3 separate regions of the Mus musculus genome follow, and all the other regions are linked to region 2. A link is a contact called in ENCODE Hi-C or POLR2A ChIA-PET data. All regions are on one chromosome and are shown on one strand. Each heading gives the region's core, a stretch centred on a gene start or an enhancer-like site at or near the end of the contact. The rest is flanking DNA. Distances are from core to core; before and after follow the strand shown. Region 1 has its middle 7.5 kb from the start of Cacna1i. Region 2 holds the start of Enthd1 (ENTH domain containing 1). Region 3 holds the start of Syngr1 (synaptogyrin 1).

Evidence for each region. A loop is a pair of places that touch in the nucleus more often than their neighbours do. ChIA-PET counts read pairs that join two places held with the same protein, here RNA polymerase II (POLR2A).
Region 1: a loop to region 2 is called in a map of v-Abl transformed pro-B cells, with 2.4 times the contacts of the local background. The contact joins the enhancer-like site here to the promoter of Enthd1 in region 2. A Hi-C loop is called at or near these places in 3 of 37 maps with a recorded cell type or tissue (T-helper 2 cell and v-Abl transformed pro-B cells).
Region 3: a loop to region 2 is called in a map of T-helper 1 cell, with 2.2 times the contacts of the local background. The contact joins the promoter of Syngr1 here to the promoter of Enthd1 in region 2. A Hi-C loop is called at or near these places in 1 of 37 maps with a recorded cell type or tissue (T-helper 1 cell). POLR2A ChIA-PET finds 5 or more read pairs at or near these places in 2 of 5 experiments (both embryonic stem cell).

Annotation. Positions count from the first base shown.
Region 1 is chr15:80,277,765-80,281,760 of GRCm38, forward strand. No RefSeq gene overlaps it. Among named protein-coding and RNA genes, the nearest start is that of Cacna1i, 7.5 kb to the right of the region's middle. Within about 2 kb of position 1,734, at least 1 of the 3 ENCODE cell types and tissues checked has a DNase peak (open chromatin) inside an H3K27ac peak, as active enhancers do.
Region 2 is chr15:80,558,790-80,562,638 of GRCm38, forward strand. Enthd1 (ENTH domain containing 1) reads right to left here and starts at 1,681. Exons shown (of 6, transcript NM_001163189.1): 1 at 1,215-1,681. The coding sequence starts at 1,563.
Region 3 is chr15:80,089,765-80,093,490 of GRCm38, forward strand. It overlaps Syngr1 (synaptogyrin 1), which reads left to right and starts at 1,570. Exons shown (of 4, transcript NM_207708.1): 1 at 1,570-1,728. The coding sequence starts at 1,630. Gm31134 (predicted gene, 31134) reads right to left here and starts at 2,070. Exons shown (of 2, transcript NR_168675.1): 1 at 1,787-2,070; 2 at 969-1,247.

The DNA.
Region 1 (3,996 bases), core at 484-2,983, 280 kb before region 2:
CTGTCAAGATTGCAGAAAAGACAGCCATGTCTGGGCTGGAAGAACAATTCAGGATCAGCACCACGGACAGCGACAGGCACAGTTGGTCATGCTGGTCAGAAGCACAGGGTCTTGAAAATTCACCCTGCAAACCAGGGTTCAGGGAACCTGTGGTTTCCCTGGGATGCTGCGGGGGGGGGGGGCTACCTGGAAGGCTAAACGGGGGGGGGCAGGGCGACGTTAGCAATGATGAAAATATCTGTTTTCAGGACCCCTAATTACCCATCTCCAACTCCAATTGATATTTTGTACCCGCTTTTACAGCCTCTACCTGCCTGCTCTTGGGGAATCAGTCCCCAGGCCCTTGCCCCTTCTCCTGCAGAGAGATTCTGGTCTGGCAGCCTTGAAGACTTTAGCCTGGCACATCTACTTCATGCTGAGTGACCTTGGGCAAGCACTGAATCCTCCCACCCAACCTTCTGGCTTTGGAAAGGGGCAGTTTGTATCATGTTTATTTCTGAGTCTGAAGCCAAACCCCATGGTCAGCTCCTGGCAGCTGATGCCCTGGAGGGGAGAGCTGTGGGTGAGGGCTGATGGGGTAGAGGCCTCAGGAGGCAGGATGTGTGTGTGTGTGTGTGTGTGTGTGTGTGTGTGTTGGAGGGAGGGGGTGAAGGCAGGGGGAGAACACAAGGAACTGCTGGACCAGAACAGAAGAACCCCTCAGCCTGTATATTTAGCTCCTGGAGGTATATAAACAGAAAACTGGAGCCTGCTCAGCGCTCCCCCCAAGTGTGAGTCATTCTGCTCTGCAGCTAAAGTTAGGCTCCAATCACAGCGGCCTCCAGCTCCCTCCTCTTCTTCCTCCCGGCTGCCTCCCATCGCCTTATCTTTCCCTCTCTGCTCTCCCATCCTTCCACCAGAACCTCTCCTTCAGAGCTTGCTTCTTCCCTCATCGATCAAGCCCCTCACCTTCCCCACCCCTTCCTCCATTTTCTCCATCATCCTTCTCCCTGTCTCCCCCTTCCCTATATCTCCCACTGTGGACCACTCTCCCTTTGTGAGTGCAGTCGGGGAAGGGGGTACATTTGCGCTTGTGTGAGTGCGAACTTAATAACAGCACGCCTGTATCTGTGTGTACTTGAGAGGCGTGCGAATGTGTGTGCGTGAATCTGTGTCTCACCAAGAGTGCGTTTAATAGGCACGTATCTGTTTGTGTGTATATGTGAAGGTCTGTGTGAATTTGTGTGTGTGTGCTCGTGTGTGTGTGTGTGTGCACAGACAGGAGTGTGAAGACTGTTGGTATCTGCAAATCTTCTCCTTTGGGGAGGGTGTCTCTGTATTCTAGAAGTGAGTGTTCTGGGTCAAGCATTGGACAAGCTCCCAGTTTTCTCTAGAGGGTCAAGGCAAAGGAGGACCTATGGGCTTTCATAACCAGGTTATGTAGGCCTAGGCAAGCTGGGGAGAGTGGAGTTGGCATAGGTTTGGCTTTGGACCTCACTCTTATGTCTCACACTCCCTGCTGGGTGATCTTGGTCCAGTTTTTGCACCTGTCAGGGTTATGTGTTGGTTCCTTTCACCTCTGCAGCCTGTGTGTGTGTGTGTGTGTGTGTGTGGTGTATGGCTGTGTGTGTGTGGTTGTGTGGCAGTGAGGACACAGTGGCCATGTGGCACGTGTGAGGCCTCTTATCTGGTATCAGCTTCAGCATGCGATGGCCCGTGTTGATTCCCTGCTGCCTACATAGAATTTCCACTGACTCTCAGACTCGGCAGACGGGTTTCCTTCTAGCAGGGCTCACCGTTCTCACTGGAGGATGAGGGTGGACACTTGAGCTTGCAAAGCACATCTTGCAAGCAGCACGGCAGAAAGCTGCCCAGATCACCCCGAGGGTGTGCATGGGCTCCTCCAGGCACTGCCTGTTTGCTATACTGTATGGTAGTCTGTGCGCACCTCTGTGATTCCTGGAAAGGTCTCAGGGAAGGTGTGTGTGTGTGTGTGTGTGTGTGTGTGTGTGTGTGTGAAGAGATGGACGAAAGGGGTGAGGACATGCTCTCCCTACTCTCTTCATGGGAGTCAGAGCCTTTGTTAAAAGATCAGCGTTTCATTAGTCCCTCAGCCACAGCATTTAAAATGAGAACCCCAAGGCTGAGGGTGTGGCTCAGTAGTTGAGTACATGCTCAGTTAGCATTCTTGAGGCCTTGAACTGAATACTGAGCCATTAAAACATTAAAAGAGGACAACCCTGTTTTCCTTCCCTGTCTATTCCCCTCACCTTCCTTTCCCCTATGGACTAGTCACCATCTGATTCACTAGATGTTTATTGTCTTTAGTTTCTTTCTTTCTTTCTTTCTTTCTTTCTTTCTTTCTTTCTTTCTTTCTTTCTTTCTTTCTTTCTTCCTTCCTTCCTTTCTTTCTTTCTTTCTTTCTTTCTTTCTATTTATTTATGTATTTTGCATATGTGACTACACTATAGCTGTCCTCAGACACACCAGAAGAGGGCCTCAGATCCCATTACAGATCCACCATGATGTGAGCCACCATGTGATTGCTGGGAATTGAACTCAGGACCTCTGGAAGAGCAGTCAGTGCTCTTAACCATTGAGCCATCTCTCCAGCCCTTGTCTGTAGTTTCTAACTCCCTCATTAAAGTAGGAGCTCCCCTGATAAAACTCTGTTTAGTTTCATACTGTGACCAGTCACTCTCTTCTTGTGATCTTTGGTTATCCATCCATCCATCCATCCATCCATCCATCCATCCATCCATCCACACATTCATGCATTCATTTATTCTGCAGACCTCCTAGCAGCTGCTCTAGGCTGAGCTCTGGTCTGAACAGACAGGCTCTCTTTGTAGGGCCTAAGCCTGGCAAGGTATAACAGAGGCAGGCCAGTAAGGCAGAGCCAGAAAGACTCTGGCGATTAGAACAGGGCCTGAGGGAAGAAAGGACCTTACTGGGTGAAAGCCTCAGGGTGGCCTTTACTATCCACCAGGAGACCAGAGCTGGAGAGGTGGCTCAGCGGTTAAGAGCACTGGCTGCTCTTCCAGAGGACCTGGGTTCAATCTCGGCATCCACGATGGAAGATCCTAACTTTCTATAACTCCAGTCTTGGGAAATACAGCACCCTCTGCTGGCCTCGGTGGGTACTACATGTGCACGGTGCACAGACACACTCAGGCACACTCATACACATAAAATAGAAAAGATCAAAACCTTAAAAGGAGGCATCCTTGATGACAGACTTTCAGAAGCTGCAGGAGGCTGGGTGATACCCACTCCATTTCTGAGCAAAGCCTTAATGTTCCCTACAGTGTCCAACAGAGCTGTCAGAGGTGAGGGGCTGCAGGACTGGGGTCAGGGTTGATATCCTGGTGATCATGACAATGGCCGTCGCAGGGCCCGCTCCCACCCGTGCTTCATTGTCTCTCCTCAATGGTGGCATGGGAGGCAGCTTCCCGCAGGTCTGATCGCTGGAGTCAGCCTTTGTCCATCCAGGATAAAAGGGAGAGTTGCCAGCTCTTTTGTTCTTTCTTTAAGCAGCAGGATTCATGGAGAAAAGAGAGAGGAGCCGCGTGTCTGTGTGTGAGACTTACACACACAGTCCTGGGACAGGGAGAGCAAGACAGGCAAAGCCTAGGAGACAGACGCAGTGGTAGAGAGAAGGGAGGGCCACTCTGCACCCATCCTTTTGTGGCGATCCTTCTTCTTACCAAACCAGGTGGTCCTGAGGCTTCATCAAGCCTGCCCCTCTCCTCTCCTGTGGCTGCTGGTGTCTTAGTGAGGATGGCCTTCCTCTCCTCAAATGACCCTGTCCAGGCCACTGAGCTGTTGTCTTGCCTGCTGTGACCCCCCTCACCCCCCACATCTAGGGCTCTGAGCTCTCTTCTACAAATGAATATTCAAGTTGTTTGGATATGACTGTGTCTCTGCTGGGCTGCATCTTTGTGCACCTGGGACCTGGTTTGTGGAAGGAAACAAGGAAACAGTACTGAGTGACCAGTTGGCTTGTCACATGATGTT
Region 2 (3,849 bases), core at 431-2,930:
ACATATGTTACAATTTGTATGGTATATGCATTATATCTCAACAAACCTTTTCATAAAGAGGAAAGATAAAAAGAAACAAGCTTCCAACCTATGGAAGGATCTGGAAGAACCGTGGGGTATCCTGCCAATGAAAGAAACGAGTCTAAAGAAGTTTTACATCTGGAAAAAGTAAAACTATAAAGACCAGTGGCATCCAGGGCAAAGAGGGTGAGGGCAGGTCACAAGGCATCCTCGGGGAAGCGAAAGACCCTGTGTTATACTGGGTGGTTGACACAGGACAGTATGTCTTTCCAAAACCTACAGAACTATGATACAACTAAACTGAACATCAGTAGTAGTGTCAACACTGGCTGCCACTTGTAGCAAGTGTACCTCACTGATCTTAGAAACTGGAGAGATGATGTTTTGGTGGAGAAGGGTTCATAGAAACTATTTTTGTCTCATTTTTTCATTTCTTTAAAGTTATCATTTTAAAATGCAGTAACCATGGAGAGTAGAGTGAACTGTATTTTCTTCTTATGACTTAAAACCTATCACTTTAGGCACAATTATAACTTTGCATTTCTAACACAAAGGAAAGGAATGTTGGCTCTTTTCTTTGCAAATTTGGCACCAATCCACTTCAATACTCTATACCATCTTCCTATGCCATCGCCTTTCTACACCCAGAATTATCTTAAGACCTGAATTTCTGTGCTTCAGTTAAGTGAGCTCATCTCCATAGCCTTCGGAGATTCCAGAGTCCCTAGAAACACTTCCCTAGTTTATGACTAAATTCCGACTTAATTATACTCGTGAATTACAGTGACATCAACACACAAACGGCAGCGTCTCCTCTCTTCATTTGCTGTATTTACTTTTCTGTGAGGCGTCACTGGATCAGGACCTGCGTGTGTTCTGTGCTCTTTTGAAAACAAACACACTCTTCTCCCAAGTGCCACAGTCAATCAGAGGACGGAAATGAGAACCACAGCGGTCGGAGGAAAACAGTGGCTGGGACATCTAAGGACAACTCTTTAAGCCCAGGGTGATAACAGGGTGCACATCAACCTAGCGCGAGGGAGGTTGGGACTGGAGGGCAAGCTCAGGACAGCCTAGGCTACATCACAAGGCACTCAAAAATTGAGAACCGCCTTGCTCCAGTTGAAGATTTAAAACACTGCTATACACGCCTGTCCTTACAGGCACACTGTCGAATTTTTACAAACTGTTACCTTGGTCTTTGCCCGCTTCATCTATGTGTTGAAAATCCTTTAGCATTTGAAGGTTACAGACGCCCTCTCTGCAATACTGAATAACTTTCCTGGAGCCGTTCTTGATGAGGTAGTCCATCAGGGCGAGGGATTTGTACACGTGGCGCCAGTTCTTCCCGTGGTCGCTGAGTCGCTGCCACAGCATGTGCATGATCTCCGAGAGGGAGGCCGCATTGAAAGTCATGTCACTGATAGCTAACATCAGAGAGCTAGAGGGGCCCCAGGGGTCATTGGAAGTTGCTTCCCTGACTTTTTTTTCGGCATCTGAGTAATTTTTCACGAAGTTCTTCACTTGCCTCCTGAATGACATAGCTACAGTGAGTCTGAGGAGGGGGTGGAGGTGGGTGAGAGCGATGGGTCAGGAGTGACTGGTTTACAGAGCGCCTGACAGATTCGTCCCAAGTTCTGCCGCTCTCAAACACAAATGATTCATCTCCACCTGGTAAAGTATCGATTTCCTGCAAGGAAAGTACAAAAAATGTGGTGTAAGTTCCTCAAAAAAAAAAAAAAAAAAAATGTCTACAGGAGACCAAGTTAGTCTGAAAAAAAAAAAAATTTTAGTTTCCAAGAAAGCCTGTCACATCACCAGCCTGAGGAAGGAAAGGACTCTATATAGGTGTGCTTAGGATAAACACGGGAAAATCCCTCACAAGACTGACCTCAGCTATCCAGAGAATATAGGTAGTCTATCTGCTCCTAAAAGGTTCTGCAGAAAATATTGCTCAGCTCCCTTGACAAGGAGTACGAGTTTAAAGACGTACACACAGAGGAGACAGATTCATAGTTCAGGGGGAATTTGCACTCTGACACCTCTTTCTTAACAAAAGCTGTTGTTATACACACTGTGTCCTGGAAATAATTTGAATGGTGGTGAAAATTGAGTGTGAGGTCCTCCTCGTACCCAGAACCCTGTTCCCTGCAGAACCATGAAGCACTCTGATCAAACCTGAGTAGGTGCTGCTCTCTGGTCTATCTAGAGAGCCGGCGTTAAGATAAATACTCTACCTCCTGTGGATTACAGCTAACACAGTATCCAAAGCAGCATCTTAGCCTAGCAAACTAGAGGGAAAGCTTCGATTACTTTCTTTACTCGCTTTCAGGGAAAAAAAGGTGTGGTTTTAACATTCAACAGTATCAAAGTGCTATTTATAAATGACATGGCGTGAGGAACTCCCTTAGGCCTGGAGTGATTAGCAGGAGTCTGACAGCTTCCCCATACATAGAAGAGGAAGCATTTAGGTTAATATAAAAACGCATTCAAACTTAAACCGGTACTCGGCCCTAAGAATTCGCAAGATACTTGAGAATTACCAGTTTCTGATTTACATGAAACTCCCTTCCTCTTTTTCATTACTCTGCAGGAAGGTGAGTCACTTAGTTTGTAATTTCTCTGGTGATTCACCTCCGACAGGGACAAAGGCACTGTGCCAAATTGATTTCAAGCCCTGATGAGCATCCAGACCCAACGAAGTCTAGATGAACTATAATCAGATTTTGCTATCAAAGCTGCACCCATCCAAAAGAAAGAAAAAAAAATCAAACTCATAACGACTGTTTGGTATTTTTAGTTTTGTTTCCTTGGCCTCCTCAGCTTCTAGCTCACGCCTGATTAATCTGTGTATCAAGGGAAAACATAATTTTCAGATGCATGGTTAAATGAACTATCACCTTAAAAAAACAAAAAACAAAACCAGATCATTAACCCTTTCAGCCCCTCTACCTTTTGATTTAAACCCAATGCAGTCTGAAATAAATTAGATACAAAATATAATTGCTTTAATAAGATTTCTCAGAAAGAGACCATATCCTATGAAGAAAAAGAAAGTGTGTTTCTGTGATGTTCTGGTTGTCTCGTATGCACCCGGAATGTGAACATTTCGTCTGACTTCCTCCTGCAGTGAAAACCTGATTTATAATGGTTCAGCACACTATTAAAATTTTCAATTTCTACTGTCCTTTTTCCCCTCCACCAAACTCACTCAATGCAGAGCTGCACCATAACACCAGCCTAGAATAACAAATATTGATCCATGTCTTCACAGATCTATTTTTTCTTTAAAAAAAAAACTGCCTTAGAATTATAACTTGCTGGAATTGAACAGTTGTTAAAAACTCTTTTGTTTTTATGGCTACCTATCTATATTTTGGAAAGACTGCATTTATTATTCATTTTTCCTATATTCTCTAAACTGCATCCTCAAATTTTGGAAGCATTTTCGTAAACAAATTTTCTGTTTTCTGAAAAAAAAAATTAAGAGCCTTCTAACCCAAAACAGTAGTTTAAAATGGATGTGCCTAACACCGTGTCAAAACTAAATACACTCTCAACTGTTACAACAAAGAAAAAAAAGTCTAGATAGGTCAATTAATATCACTTGTCACACAGAGTGCCATGAACATATAATGAGGCACCATTCGGCCATAAAGAATTCAGTAGCTGGTGTTAGTTGTACATATTGTGAGCTGATTATGTTTAAGACACTCAGCTATAGAGAAATGCTGTTTCCTGTTTCCTCTAGGTAACCTGTGGATTGTAATTACAGTCATGTGCTGCACAGATGCCTCAGGCAAGGATGTCATACATGATTGTGGTCAC
Region 3 (3,726 bases), core at 320-2,819, 470 kb before region 2:
AGGACAAGGTACATATGGGCAAGAGGAGGATATTTGTACAACATTCAAGGACTTGTAGTAAGTACCGGTGCTGGCTGCTCAGCCCAGGAACCTCCTGACCACACAGTTTTGTGCTTCAGGGAAAATGCTTTGTTAGATGTGATGGCTAATGCCTGTGATCTCAGGACATGGGACTGTCCCGAGTTTGAACTGAACACGGGCTATACAGTGAATTTAGCAGTTAAGAGCACTTGTCCTTGCAGTGGACCAGAGTTTGATTCCCACACAGTGACCCACAAAGGTCTGTAGAGCTCCAGGTCTAGGGAATCCCACACCCTCTTCTCACCTCCTCAGGCAATGCATTTATACGATGCTCATATGAACATGCAGGCAGACACTAATACAAGACAAAGAGAAAATAAAAATGAAAAAAAGTCTTCCAATGTACAAAGTTATAAAGATCTTCCCTTGTTTTCCTCTAGACGTTTTATAGGATCATAGTATAACAGCTGCCTCAGACCTGAAACTCCATCACAGGGATAAAGCAGCAGGAGGAATAGAAATTCAAAACCCATCCCCCTCCTCCCGGTGAATTCCAGAGGCCGGCCTCTACAAGCCACTCTGTCTCAAAAACAAAACAAAAACAACAAATAAAAACAACGACAAAAGCCCCCGAGAGAGCCGGGCGTGGTGGTGCACGCCTTTAATCCCAGCACTCAGGAGGCAGAGGCAGGCGGATTTCTGAGTTCGAGGCCAGCCTGGTCTACAGAGTTCCAGGAGAGCCAGGGCTATACAGAGAAACCCTGTCTCGAAAAAAACAAAAAACAAACAAACAAACAAAAAAAGCCCCCAAGAGCCCCAAAGGGCCAACTATGTTGGGGTTGGGAGGGGGTAGAGTATATTTATTGACCACCTACTGTTTGTGAGGCCTTTGGATATAAACAAAACCTGACCAGCAGGAGCACACAGACAGAGGAGACAACGGAAGAAATAAGTACATAATTAATTATTGGATTAAGGAAAGGGATCGGGAGCTGTGGTGGAAGGGGAAGGGAGTCTCAGGTCTGTTTTTTTCCCAGCTTTTGCCTCCCTTACAGCGCCTTCCAGGTCAGGGGGCGCGTGCATGACATCATCGGTGGAGCTCGGCGGCTAGGTGGTTCTGGGGGCCCGAGAAGGCTGTGCAGATCTCTTAGAGAGGGTCATTACTGCAGCCAGCGACCTACGGACGCGTTCAATGAGCCACTGTACGATCAAACGGAGCCCCTTCCCTTTATTTGAAGCAGAGAGCGAAAGGAAAGAGGCAAATGAATAAATAAATAAATACATAACAAAAAGAGTTTCCTGAAGAACTACATCTCAGAGGGCTTCCGAAAGCGGGGATGCGGCTGCACTCTCTGTCCACACCCTGATCACGCGCTATTTTGCAAAGAGGTCACCCCGCTGGCTGGGAGCGCGCCCCACACCGGGACCCCAAGAAGCACCCGCTTTCTGAGCGCGAGCTTCGGGGAGCTGCACCTGCCGTGCACGGACGCCCCCTGGCGGGAGCCCCGGCAAGCACTAGCCGAGCGCAGGGGAGGGGGCGGGGGCGCCGCGCACGCGCACGGGTCGGCGGCGCGCGCCGAGCGGGGGGCGCCGCGCGGTGCAGCCACGATGGAAGGGGGTGCGTACGGAGCGGGCAAAGCCGGGGGCGCCTTCGACCCCTACACCCTGGTGAGGCAGCCACACACCATCCTGCGCGTCGTGTCTTGGGTAAGGACACAGCAAGGCGGGCTGGGGCGCGGGGCGCCGGACACCGACGCGACCTCACCTGGCCCGGGCGGCCCTGCTGACACAAGCGGATCACGGCCCCTGTCACCGAGGTCCTCAGTCCCATCGCCGAGACCTCCAGGCTGTCGCTGCTTTACACTTAGCGGCTAGGTTCTCGTGCGTCGGTGGGGACGGAGCCCAAGTTTAAGGCCGCTTATTGGGGGGCGCGGATCAGGGCGTGGATCTTTTTCTAGGGCGCACTGCTGCACCTGCCGCGCGCTTTCGGGGCGAGGACCTGGAACTAGATTTTGTTGCTCACTCTGTACGCTGCGGAGCTCTGAGTCTGGAGCCTGGATTTTTGGGTTCCGTCAAGACCCGCATCTGTTTTGCCGCGTGACCTTGGGCAGGGAACCACCCCAAAAAAGATACGAGGGATTCAGTTCGGATCTGGGTGGGGAGCGTCACCTCTTATGTCATGCCTCAGTTTCTCGATTTATAGGGGTGGGAGGAGCCAGGCCCCTTTGGGCTCTGACATTTTATGAATCCGCAACTCTCCGATCCCTAACAAACACCTGAGTGGATTCTAAATGTGGTCTGGAGAAAGGTTCCTTCCATGCAATAGAGAGCAGAGAAGTCTGTTTGTTCGCAATCTTTAGCCCACCTAGTCCGTGCAGGTCCCCCAGTGCTGAGTGGGGCTCAGCTCAAACCTGGGGGGTGGGGCAGAAACATCTTGAAGGAGTGGCTCAGGAGGCCTTGCACCCCAGGGTGAGGAGGCCTGTAGGCTCTGGGGTTGGCTGGCTTCATGGAGGGTCTTGCCCCTGTAGATCTGGGGGTCCATTCCTGTTGTGCTAAGACCAGAAGAGCCTGCATTGGTGACACGGGTCACGGACCCCTGGGGGCTAATAACCGAAGTCAGCTGTGACCCGGGCTTGCAGAGGTGCCCTCCTTTCCTCGTTTTCAGGGCCATTTCAGGATCTGATGCGTGGAATGGCTTGAGATTAATTCTGGTCTTACGGGGATCTTTTACGTTTCCTTCTTGTGGGGAGCCTTGTTTCTGTTACTCTTCATGGCCGTGCAGCCCAGCTATATCCGCGAGGGTTTGTGACACCGGATTTATTCATTCTTGGCCCTCCCCAGCTCTCAGATGCCCCTGCAGGCCCTAGGTAAAACGGGAACCCTGGAGGCACCTGCCTGCTCAGGTGCGCTGCTTCCTCTGACCTCTCTGGAGCCCCTGGCTGGGATGTTGGAAACACAAGCTTTGTGAGGGGGCGTGGGCGTTCCTTCTGCTTGGGTCATTTCTACCGGTGATGGCTTCATTTAGCAAAGCTTTATTGAGTCTGCCAGGCCCGGAGGGGAGGGAAGGGAGGGAGGGCAGCATGACTCAGGCTCAGGCTCGGTCCTGATGCTCAGGGAGCCCACAGTCCTACTAGAGAGGGAGCCAGGACCAGAGGTCTCCCTGCTGTGGCATGGATGTGCTTCGTGGAGGTGATGTCATGTTGGTTCTAGTGGGACACAGAGGACCTACACTTCACATCAGGGTCAAAGGAGGACATGCCCAGCAGGAGGGAGAAAAATGAACTAGATCTAGCACCCACTCATGGATCTTGGGAAAGGCAGGCAAGCCTTGGAATTCAAGTCTTCCTGTCACCAGAGGACTGGGCTTCTGATGCAGAGGAGATGGCAACTCCTGTAGTTTCCAGACTGGGAAGGTTGTAAAGGTGATGAAGCCCAGCCCCAAGCCCTTCCCGACCCGACCTTCAGGCCCTGCTCCCACACCTGGATCCCAGGTGCTCTATATTTTTAGCAATGGCATTTAGAGGGGAAAAAAAAATGTTTTTAAAATCTAGATTAAAAAAAAAAAAAAAAAGCTTTGGTCCTGGGGCAGTGGTGGTGCACACCTTTAATCCCAGCACTTGGAGACTGAGGCAGGTGGATACCTGAGATCAAGGCCAGCCTGGTCTACAGAGTGAGTTTTAGGACAGGCAGGGCTACACAAAGAAA